Regions from separate parts of the Homo sapiens genome. Here region 2 is linked to region 1. A link is an interaction called in ENCODE POLR2A ChIA-PET data of the cell type or tissue named here. Cell type or tissue: GM12878. All regions are shown on one strand. Region 1 overlaps STK10 (serine/threonine kinase 10). Region 2 overlaps FBXW11 (F-box and WD repeat domain containing 11).

The links. ChIA-PET counts read pairs that join two places held together with the same protein. Peaks named below come from ENCODE experiments on the same cell type or tissue, not always from the same donor. Only the 100,000 strongest peaks of a DNase experiment are listed, where the experiment ranks them.
Region 2: POLR2A ChIA-PET joins it to region 1 with 5 read pairs; 2 of 35 experiments call an interaction of 5 or more read pairs at or near these places.

The regions. Positions count from the first base shown.
Region 1 is chr5:172,142,516-172,147,515 of GRCh38, forward strand. All of the region lies in intron 2 of STK10 (serine/threonine kinase 10), which reads right to left. Among named protein-coding and RNA genes, the nearest start is that of STK10, 43 kb to the right of the region's middle. RefSeq lists an enhancer at 1,691-2,191. In GM12878, no CTCF peak of the experiment used is centred here; no DNase peak of the experiment used is centred here; H3K27ac peaks cover 662 bases.
Region 2 is chr5:171,980,586-171,985,585 of GRCh38, forward strand. All of the region lies in intron 1 of FBXW11 (F-box and WD repeat domain containing 11), which reads right to left. Among named protein-coding and RNA genes, the nearest start is that of FBXW11, 24 kb to the right of the region's middle. RefSeq lists enhancers at 1-387, 2,598-3,370. In GM12878, no CTCF peak of the experiment used is centred here; no DNase peak of the experiment used is centred here; H3K27ac peaks cover 1,855 bases.

The sequences.
Region 1 (5,000 bases):
GACACCTAATGCAATTTGAGAGCTTACTCTGTGCCGGGCCGTATGCTAAGTGCTTTCCATGGATTATCTCACACTCACTATTTGAGGTAGGTATCCTAAAAAATGCCTGGACCTCATAAGATTTATTGTGAGGATTAAGTAGGATAATGTATGTCAGAACAAAAGACATTGCCTGGTACATAGTAAGTCAATGCTTGATAAATGTTATCGAGTATTACCAGCACTAGGTATTATTGTATTCCCATTTTACATATGGGGAAACTGAGGCTCAGGAAGATTAAGGTCACAGATAAGTGGCAGAGATCTAAGCACCCCATCCCTCCTCATGCCTCAAGGAGGAAGCCACAAACAGGCTGGGTCACAGCCCCTGGGTGGGTGGGGGGAAAGGCCCCTCTGCTTCTTTGCTCCAGCCCTCTCTGGGCCCTACTGGTCAGCACACACATACCAAGTGAGCTTGCTCACCAGAGATAAGGAAGCCAGGATGTCCCAGATAAGGGTGAGCCTGGACCACCCACAGGGTTTAGACATTAACTTTTACAGCGTATAGGCAGTAGGACCAGCAGGAATTGGGTTGGCACTGTCACAGCCCCAGCTGTCCTCAAGAAAAAACCGAGTGCTAGGCGCAGTGGTTCACGAGTTCAGGAGTTTGAGACCAGCCTGGGCAACAAGGCCAAACCCTGTCTCTAGTAAAAATACAAAAGTCAGCCAGGTGTGGTGGCACATGTCTATAATCCCAGCTACTCGGGAGGCTGAGGCAGGAGAATAGCTTGAACCGGGAGGCAGAGGCTGCAGTGAGCCGAGATCGTGCCACTGCACTCCAGGCTAAGCAACACAGCAAGACACTGTCTCAAAAACAAAACAAAAAAAAAGAAAGAAAGAAAATTAAGGCACTTTGACTCCAGAGGTGAGGCATCAACACGCAGTGACCACACCGTGCTCTGGGCCTGGATCCCCTCACCTCCCTGGGCTTTCCTGAGGCCAAGAGCATGTCCTGGGTACACAAAGGTGCTCAATAAATAAATGTTAGCAAAACTCCTAGAACTCAAATTAAATAAGCCACAGCCAGGAGATGTGGACATGGTCCTGGGTCTGCCACCATCCTTCTGTGGGGCTGTCCTGACCTCTTTCCTGCTCTGAGCCTCCGCTGTTTTCCCATCTGGAAAATGAAGCTCTCAACAGCAATAAGGTCATTTGCAACATGGACTATGTAGGTTCAAAGTGAGCGAAGTCACTTTATCCTTGAAGAAGCAGTTTACATCTAAAAAAATTCCCTTCATACGATCCAATATCAAAGCCCGGGACCTAGTACATCATCATAAGTGTTTGTTGAATAAATGAATGAATAAACATGAATGAAAAAATTCAGTAGCCTTAAGATGCCCAGAAATCAGGGGCAGAACAGCCAAAAGATGGCTAACAGAGATGACAGCCAGATTGTGCAAACGAAGCAGGACAAAGGCAAGCCAGTCCCTCCCTCTACTGCCAACCAAGAGAGAAGAGATGATGGCTGCCATTACTGAGCCGCTAGTGCATACGTGGCATGGCGCTAAGTGTTTGATAAGCATTCCTTCACTTAATTTCATAAGCAATACAAATATTCCTGTTTTACAGATGGGGAAACTGAGGTTTGGTGGGGGAAGGGGCTTCCCCAAAGCCACTCAGCTAATAAGTGACAGAACCAGAGTATAGACCAAGGTCAGTCTGACTCCAAGACACACGGACAGCCTAGCTGTGTAGCCACGGGCAAGCTGCTTTCCCTCTCTAGGCTTGTTTCTTCCTGCGGAAGCAGAGGTAGGCATGACCATCAGCCCCCCAGGCCTCCCTGCACTGAGAGATGCTGTCAGTGGGGCGGTGCTGGGAACCTCCTTAGCCTCTCCAATACAGCACAGAAGACAAAAGTTATCCAACCAAGGCCTCTGCCTGAGAAGCAAGTCCCTGGAGGCAGACACCAAAAAACGCAACAGTCAACACAGAAATGTCCTTAGCATATCTGCAGCCAGCTGCTGTGGGTGGAGTCCCAGAATCTCCCCATCTCTGAGCTCCAGGCCAAACAATGCTGCCATTTACTAGGCAGCCTACACCCCCAGGCCTCCCAGGAACGCTGGGCCAGGCGTGTTCCTCCACCCCCAGCCTCACCCACCACATTCGAAGGAAGCCTGGGGAAGGAATTAGGACTGCCCTTGAGCAGGGTGAACTGAGTTCACCCATGGGCAAGGGCATCTGGAACAGAGGGAGTGACCTTGAGGTTCCTAAGCGTGTACGTGCCATGGGGCCGGGTGGAGGGAGTCCTGCCGAGGCAAAGGGGAGGGAACATCTAAGGGATGACTTAGATACCCCCCACCCCCTTTTACAGATGAGGAGACTCAGGTGGTTGCACACCTAACTACGCGTGCCCAAGTCCCAAGGCACCTCAGGATGGAACCAAGGCGACTCAATTTCAGGGGACCTAACTCCCTCAGGTACTATCTGGCCCACAGGTCGCAAGCACTGGCTCTGGGGTCAAAGTCCCCTGAGCTTGAGTCCATCCCATCTTCCAGAAATGCCAAGATCAGGGCTAAGATCAGACTCTGTGCAGATGCTAACCGGACTTCAGCCCTAGCGGAGAGACAAAGGCAGTTCTGTGTCTGCAGGGACATTTTTCATCCATTTGACCATCTGTCTCTCTGGCCACTGTTCTCTAAAGCCAGCTCTGCTAAGGACAGTGCTGGACACAAAGGGGAAGGAGCCAGGCCCATGCCCCTGCCCTGAGGAAAGTGACCCCCAAGGAGGAGGTCAGGAGATGGACTCACAAATCCCAGGACAAGGGTAAGAAGGGACAGGGAAAAGCACACCAGCTGTTGGAAGGCGGCACATTCAACTCAAATTGCTAAATGTTTTGTAACCTTTCAGTTGGTCCTTGAGGGACAGGTAGGAGTCAAACCAAGGCGGCGGGGGTGGGGCAGTGTGGGGCGGTGGCCACTGCAGGCAGAGCACGCGCTGGCCCGCTCAGAGCCTGCTCAGAAAGCCAGGGAAGAAGCACTTCCCTAAGGGCAACCCCCAGCCTTCCCGGATTCATTAGTCAAGGGACATATGTCTCCAAAGAACCAAAGCTCCCACGTGAACCAAGGTGAGCACTGGGTTTCCACTCTGGAGCCAGACACACCTGGGTCCCAATTATGGCCGGACACTAACAGAATGACCTTGGGACAAGTAACTTCGGAGATCCAAGCCTCAGTATGCTCATCTGTAAAGTGGGGGTGATGGTAGAGGCTGCCTCCCTGGTTGTGATCACATGGGATCACACAGGGAAAGCCTGTAGCTCAGAACCTGGTGTCCAGTGAGTACAGCACAGCCATTAGTAGCATGTCCATGCTGTGTCCGTGCTGTGTCCATGCTGGAAACCGAAATCACCATCCATAGAGACAGCCCTGCACCAGCGCCTGCCCCGTGCAAGGCTGGAGAAACAACAGGTGTCCTGGGCAAGCTCACACCTCCCACAGGACAGTAAAACACTGCGCACACACACACACTGTGTGGCGTCCATCTGTTGTCCACAGCACACGTCACCAACTCACGTCACCAACTCACATACTATACGCCTTACTTTTATTGTCTGTTGTCTGCCTCCCCCTCCTCCCTGCCCCCTGTAGAATGTAAATTTCCAGAGGGCAGGCCTTCGTGTCTGTGCCCCAGCACCTAAACTGCCGGGCCCACAGCCGGTGCTCCCCGGGGAAGCATGTGTTGGTGAGTGAATGAATGACTGAGTGAATCATTGCTACCCTGTCTAAACGAGGGAGGTGGGAGGCCAATCACATGAGATCATGCATGTGGAATGCCAGACACAGGTAGGTATTATCATGACGGGGACAGAGGCCACGATAGCTGCAACTGCTAAAGGTTCCACCAGAGACAACCCACTCCCAAGGCCAGGAAGAAGGAAGCAGCTCAAGAAACACAAGGAAAACGGAACACAGCCCCACAGCCCCCTCTACCTCCTTTGTCTCCACACTCCTTCCCACAGCACTGGAATCATCTGCTCCTATCTCATACAGGAAGGAGCATGAATCCAGAGTGGTCACCTGGCCGGGGCAGGACAAACCAGGGAGCATGTACCTATGTAGAGGGGCAGCCACACCCAGCCTGGCGCACAGAGCCTGCGAGGGAATAGGGCCCGTGGGGCCAAGTCAGATGTCTGGATTCTTATATGAAAGGTGTGGATGTATAAAGGGCCACACCAATTCAAATAGTACAAAAAGCTTGCTGTTGAGGAATAACTTTCAAACCTTGTTTTTCCTCTGTTCTCACACCACAATCATCAACACAGAAGACATCTGTGACCAAATGTGGGGGTTTTCCCCACACACAGGCAGTGGACACCAGCTGTGTGTATTCCGATTCAATTCCGACACTATCTACCGGGAGACAGCGTCAGATCTCACAGGCTGAGGGCTCAGGCCCCGAGACTGCGCCCTCCACCCCACATACCAGTTGCACGTCGAGGCCTCTGGACCTTCTGAGATACTGGCTTCCAGTTGGGGTTCCCACGAACCCTGCTTTGAATTTGGTTAATTTGCTGGAACTGGCTCACAGAACTCATGGAAACATTTACTTATGTTTACTGATTCATTATAGAAGATATTACAAAAGATACAGATGAAGGGATGTGTATGGTGAGGCTGGGGGAAGGGGCAAGGGGCTTCCATGCCCTCCCTGGGTACACCACCCTCCAGGAAGCTCCACCTGGTCAGCTGTCCAGAGGTTCCCTGAACCCTATCCTCTTGGGATTTTATGAAGACTTCGTTACACAGGCATGACTGACAACCGTGTACAGAGACGTGATTGGAAAAAAAAGTGCACGGTCTAAACCCAGCAAGACCTGCTGCTCAGACTTTTCTTTCTTTCTTTTTTTTTTTTTGAGACAGAGTCTTGCTCTGTCGTCCAGGCTGGAGGGCAGTGGCACAATCTCGGCTCTCTGCAACCTCTGCCTCCCGGGTTCACGCCATTCTCCTGCCTCAGCCTCC
Region 2 (5,000 bases), 160 kb before region 1:
GGCAATAGGCACATAGAAATGTAAATTAAAACCACAATGAAATACCATTTCACACCTATGAGAATGGCTAAAATTAAAAAGACTGACAATGCCAATTGCTGACTAGGATGTAGAGCAACTAAACTCATATTGCCAGAGGAAGTATAAGAATGTACAACCACTTTGGGAAAAGATCTGGCAGTTTCTTGAAACACAAAATATACATCTTGTGACATAAGAAACATATATTTGATCTTTGCTGCCCTGATGACCCCCATTACTGGCACAAAAGCGAAAATTCTTGGAATTGCCTGAGTGATAGTATTGAGAGGAGCATCTTTTGTTATTCAAAATAAGCCACTTTCAACCATACTAGAGTTTATGCTAATAAGGTGACTCTTGGAAGATGGGGGCTGGCTGCTAGAGGAACCATGATCCAAATTTTCACTGCCCCCACCACCATCTCCGGGAAAAGGAAAGGGACTGGAGACGGGAGAGGAGCTAGGAATTGAGTTAATCACCAATGCCCAATGATTAATCATTAATTAATCATTAATCATTCCTAGGTAATGTGACCTCCATTAAAAAAAAAAATCTTAAAGGGCAGGGTTCAGAGAACTTCTGGGATGGCAAACATATGCCTCTACCAGGAGGATGGTATACCCCAACTTCACAGAGACAGAAGCTCCTGCACCCAGGACCCTTCTAGACCTTGCCCTACATACCTCTTAGTCTGACTATTCAGTTGTATCCCTTATAATGTTCTTTTTAAAAACCAATAAATGTAAGTAAAGTATTTCCCTGAGTTCTGTGAGCCTTTACAGCAAATTACTGAACATGAGCAGGTGATCATGAGACCCCTCAAGTTATAACCAAAAGTACCCTGGCAACTTAGGACTTGTGACTGGCACCTTAAGTGGGGGCAGTCTTTTGGTTAATTTAAGGGATCTCACTAGCTCCAGGTAAATACAGTCAGAATTGAATTGAACTACAGGACACCCAGTTGGTGTCTGCAAATAACTGAAGAATTGCTTTGGTGTGGAAACAAAAAACATTTGGAGTCAGGAATGATGTTAGCGTATAGAAAAATAGTTTGTTCCTTTACATTTACTCTATCTCAGCAATCCACTACTAAGTATACCCAAGAGAAAAAAGATGTCCTCACAAAGATCTGAATACAAATGCTCACCCAAGTTTTATTCATAATAGCCAAACGCAGGAAACAGCCTAAACATCCATCAGTAGAATTGGTAAACAGTTATATACTCATATAATGCAATGCTACTAAGCAATAAAAAGGAATGAACTGATACAACAAGAATGAATCTAAGATAAGTCAAACATAATAGAGTGCATACAGTATGTGCATCTTGTATGATTCCATCTTATATGAAATTCCAGAACATATTTAACTAATCTATAGTTATAGAAGGCAGGTTATTTAGGGCTGGGGCAGAGAAATGACTGAAAAGGGGAACAGGGAAGTTTTTTGGGGTGACGGAAATGTTCCATATCTTGATAGCAGTAGTGGTTATGTGAGTATATATATTTCTCAAAACTCAAACAGTACACTTAAAATGAGTGGATTTTATTGAATGTAAACCATAATAAAGCTGATTAAATAAAAAACAGAAACCACAATACAGATACTACCACGCACCCATTAGAAGGGTTAAATTTTATTTTATTTATTTTTATTTTTATTTATTTATTTATTTTTTTGAGACAGAGTTTTGCTCTTGTTGCCCAGGCTAGCATGCAATGGCATAATCTCAGCTCACTGCAACCTCCGCCTCCTGGCTTCAAGCAATTCTCCTGCCTCACTCAGCCTTCCACCAAGTAGCTGGGATTACAGGAATGCACCACCACCCAGCTAATTTTGTATTTTTAGTAGATACGGGGTTACATCTTGTTGGTCAGGCTGGTCTCAAACTCCTGACCTCAGGCAATCCACTCCTAAAGTGCTGGGATTACAGGTGTGAGCCACCACGCCCAGCCAGAAGGGCTAAATTTTAAAGGACTAAAAATACCAAGTGATGGCTAGAATGCTCTACATTAGAGATGGAACCAACTGGAGTACAGACATTTAGAAGACAGTTTAGCAGTGTGGTGTTATGACACATACATACTGGTTTTCATCCAATGCAGCAAAACTCCCACAGCCCTTGTTACAGTGTTTTGTTATAATGTTAGGTAAGTTAGGCCTCAGGAAACGGAATCTCGGTGACCTTCTCCAGCCCTCCTTTGACCTGACCCGAGGCACGACTCTAATCTTTAAGATCCTCTGCAGAGAGGGTCCTGCCTTATACCCCAGGGGAAGGCATGCCGATGTCATGAAGCTTCCATAAAAACCTAAGATGTGAGCAGTGGCTCATTCCTGTAATCCCACCACTTTGGGAGGCCAAGGCAGGTGGATCAGTTGAGCCCAGGAGTTTGAGACCAGCCTGGGAAACATGGAACACCTGGTCTATACAAAAAAATGAAAAATTAACCGAGTGCACACCTGTGATCCAAGCTACTCAGGAGACTGAGGCAGGATTGCTTAAGCCCGAAAGGTCAAGGCTGTGGTGAGCTGTTTGTGCCGCTACACTCCAGCCTAGGCAACAGAGCAAGACCGTCTCAAAAACAAAACAAAACAAAAAAACCAAGAGGACAGGGTTCTAGACAGATGAACAGGTGGAGGTTCCTGGAGGGTGGCACACTCACAGAGGGCATGGAAGCTCTGCCCCATACCTCACCCTACACATCTCTTCATCTATATCCTTTGTAATAATATCCTTTATGATAAACTGGTAAATGTTACCTGTTTCCCTGAATTCTGTGAGCCTTTCCAGCAAATTAATTGAACCCACAGTATGGGTAGCGGGAACCCCAACTTGAAGCAAGTTGGTCAGAAGGACAAAAGCCCAGGCTTGCCACTGGTATGTGGGGTAGGGGGGCAATCTCGGGGACCAAGCCCTCAATCTGTGGGATCGGACACTATCTCTAGGTAGATTGTGTCGGAATTGAATTGGGGAACACACAGCTGGTGCCCGCTGCAGAACTGATTGCTCACTAGTGGTGGAGAGAAACCCACTCCCACACATTTGGTCACAGAAGCCTTCTTCTGTGTTCATGACTGCTGTTGTACTGGTTTGAGAGCAGAGGAAAAACATGGTTTGAGAGTTTTTCCCAAAACAAGCAGTATCTATTAAAGCTAAATATATGCCTACCCCCATTACCCAGTAATTCTGTTGGGTTCTCATACCCAAGAGAAACAAGTGCTCATGTCTACCTTAGAATTGCTGTCCACAGTAGCAGACAAAAATTAGAAGCAACTCACGTATTCATCAATAACAGCCAAGTACTCAGCAACCCAAGCATTTCATCAACCAAGTAAAACAAACAAACTGAATATTTACAATGGAATAATGCATAGAAAAAAAAAAACTACAGCCACACATAATAAAACGGATGAATTTTACAGACATAATAATAATGAGTGGGGGAACAAAACCACAAGAGTATATACTCTATAATCCTATTTACATAAATTTCAAAAACAGACATAACTAGCCTACAGTGAAAGAGGTCAGAAAAGGCCTTTAAGAAGAGAGTTCATTGACTGGATGAGCTACAGGCAAGAGGAAGCCTTGAAATGCTCTGGAAAAGGTCTATAATTTGATCTAGGTAGTGGTTACACGATGTGCTGTGCACACATGTAAAAATTCATTGAGCTGTACACTTAAAACATGTATTCTTTAATGTAAGTTATACACAATAAAACATACCTATACAAATGCTCTTTTAACCAATCTCTGTTTATCCTCCAAAGCCGGAAGCTTATTACACAGTAGCCAGGCATGGCTTGTCAGTCAATCTCACTTCTAGTCTACCCATTTACATGTACTTCATGTCTATCTCCCTCAGCATGTGTGGGCTGGAGGTAATACTAAATATCCAGAATAATGGCACCGGTAATGGAACTAGATAAAGTCATGCTCCAATCAGGGAGAATTTCTGACAAAATAGTTATAAACAGTCTAGATGATCATAATATGGTATAATTTTAAGTGTGGGGGAAAGGACCTTATGAATTCACTATCCTTTTAACTTCTAGTAGCGATTGTAGGAAAATTAAATACATGCAGCAAGCTCCTTAAAAATAAGTATATAGCTTTCCAATCTTGTTTAAAAATTTAGCTCCATAATTATAAGGAAAATTATAGAAAAAAAGAATCGCACTATAAATATTTACTTTATGCACAATTTTCAAAAATAAAGGCAGGTCGAAGTTACATTTTTTGCAGAAGCATGTTATTTGCATATTATAAAACTAAGCTTTACGGTGACGACATGCCTAAAACTATTACTACTGCCTTCCAAAATTAACCAACAGGTTATAAAAACAAGCAGTTAACTTTCAGACACTGATTTATGAAGGCAAAGCTTTTCAGAAACAGGACTCTCTTAATAGTCTGATTTACATTCATATCAATACAAACACACATATACGCACAGCTATCAACACAGTCATCCACTCTACATCTAAAATGTCTCATTTCCTCCTCTTCATACCATCTGTTACTATCTCATCTTTCCTTCCCTGGGACATTCCAACAGTAAATGAATCAGTCCCCCTGCTCCAATTTGCCCTGCTCTAAAGCATCCTCTAATCTGACAACTGGAGTGATCTTTGTAAACCACAGATCTTGCTCTAATGTTCACAGTCACCTCCCTTCTCAACCACATCCACCACCCTCATACCTCCTCCAATCTAGGCAGGGATCACACGCTCAAAAACTTACATGTGGCTCACACCTGTAACCCCAACAGCTCAGGAGGCCTGGGCAGGAAGATTGCTTGAGGCCAGGAGTTTGAGACCAGCCTGGGCAACAGTGAGACCCAGTATCTAAAAAAAATTATAAAAATAGACCAGATGCAGTGGCTCACACCTATAATCCTAACACTTCAGGAGGTTGAGAGATAAGGATCATTTGAAGCCAGTTCAAGACCAGCCTGTGCAACACAGCAAGACTTCG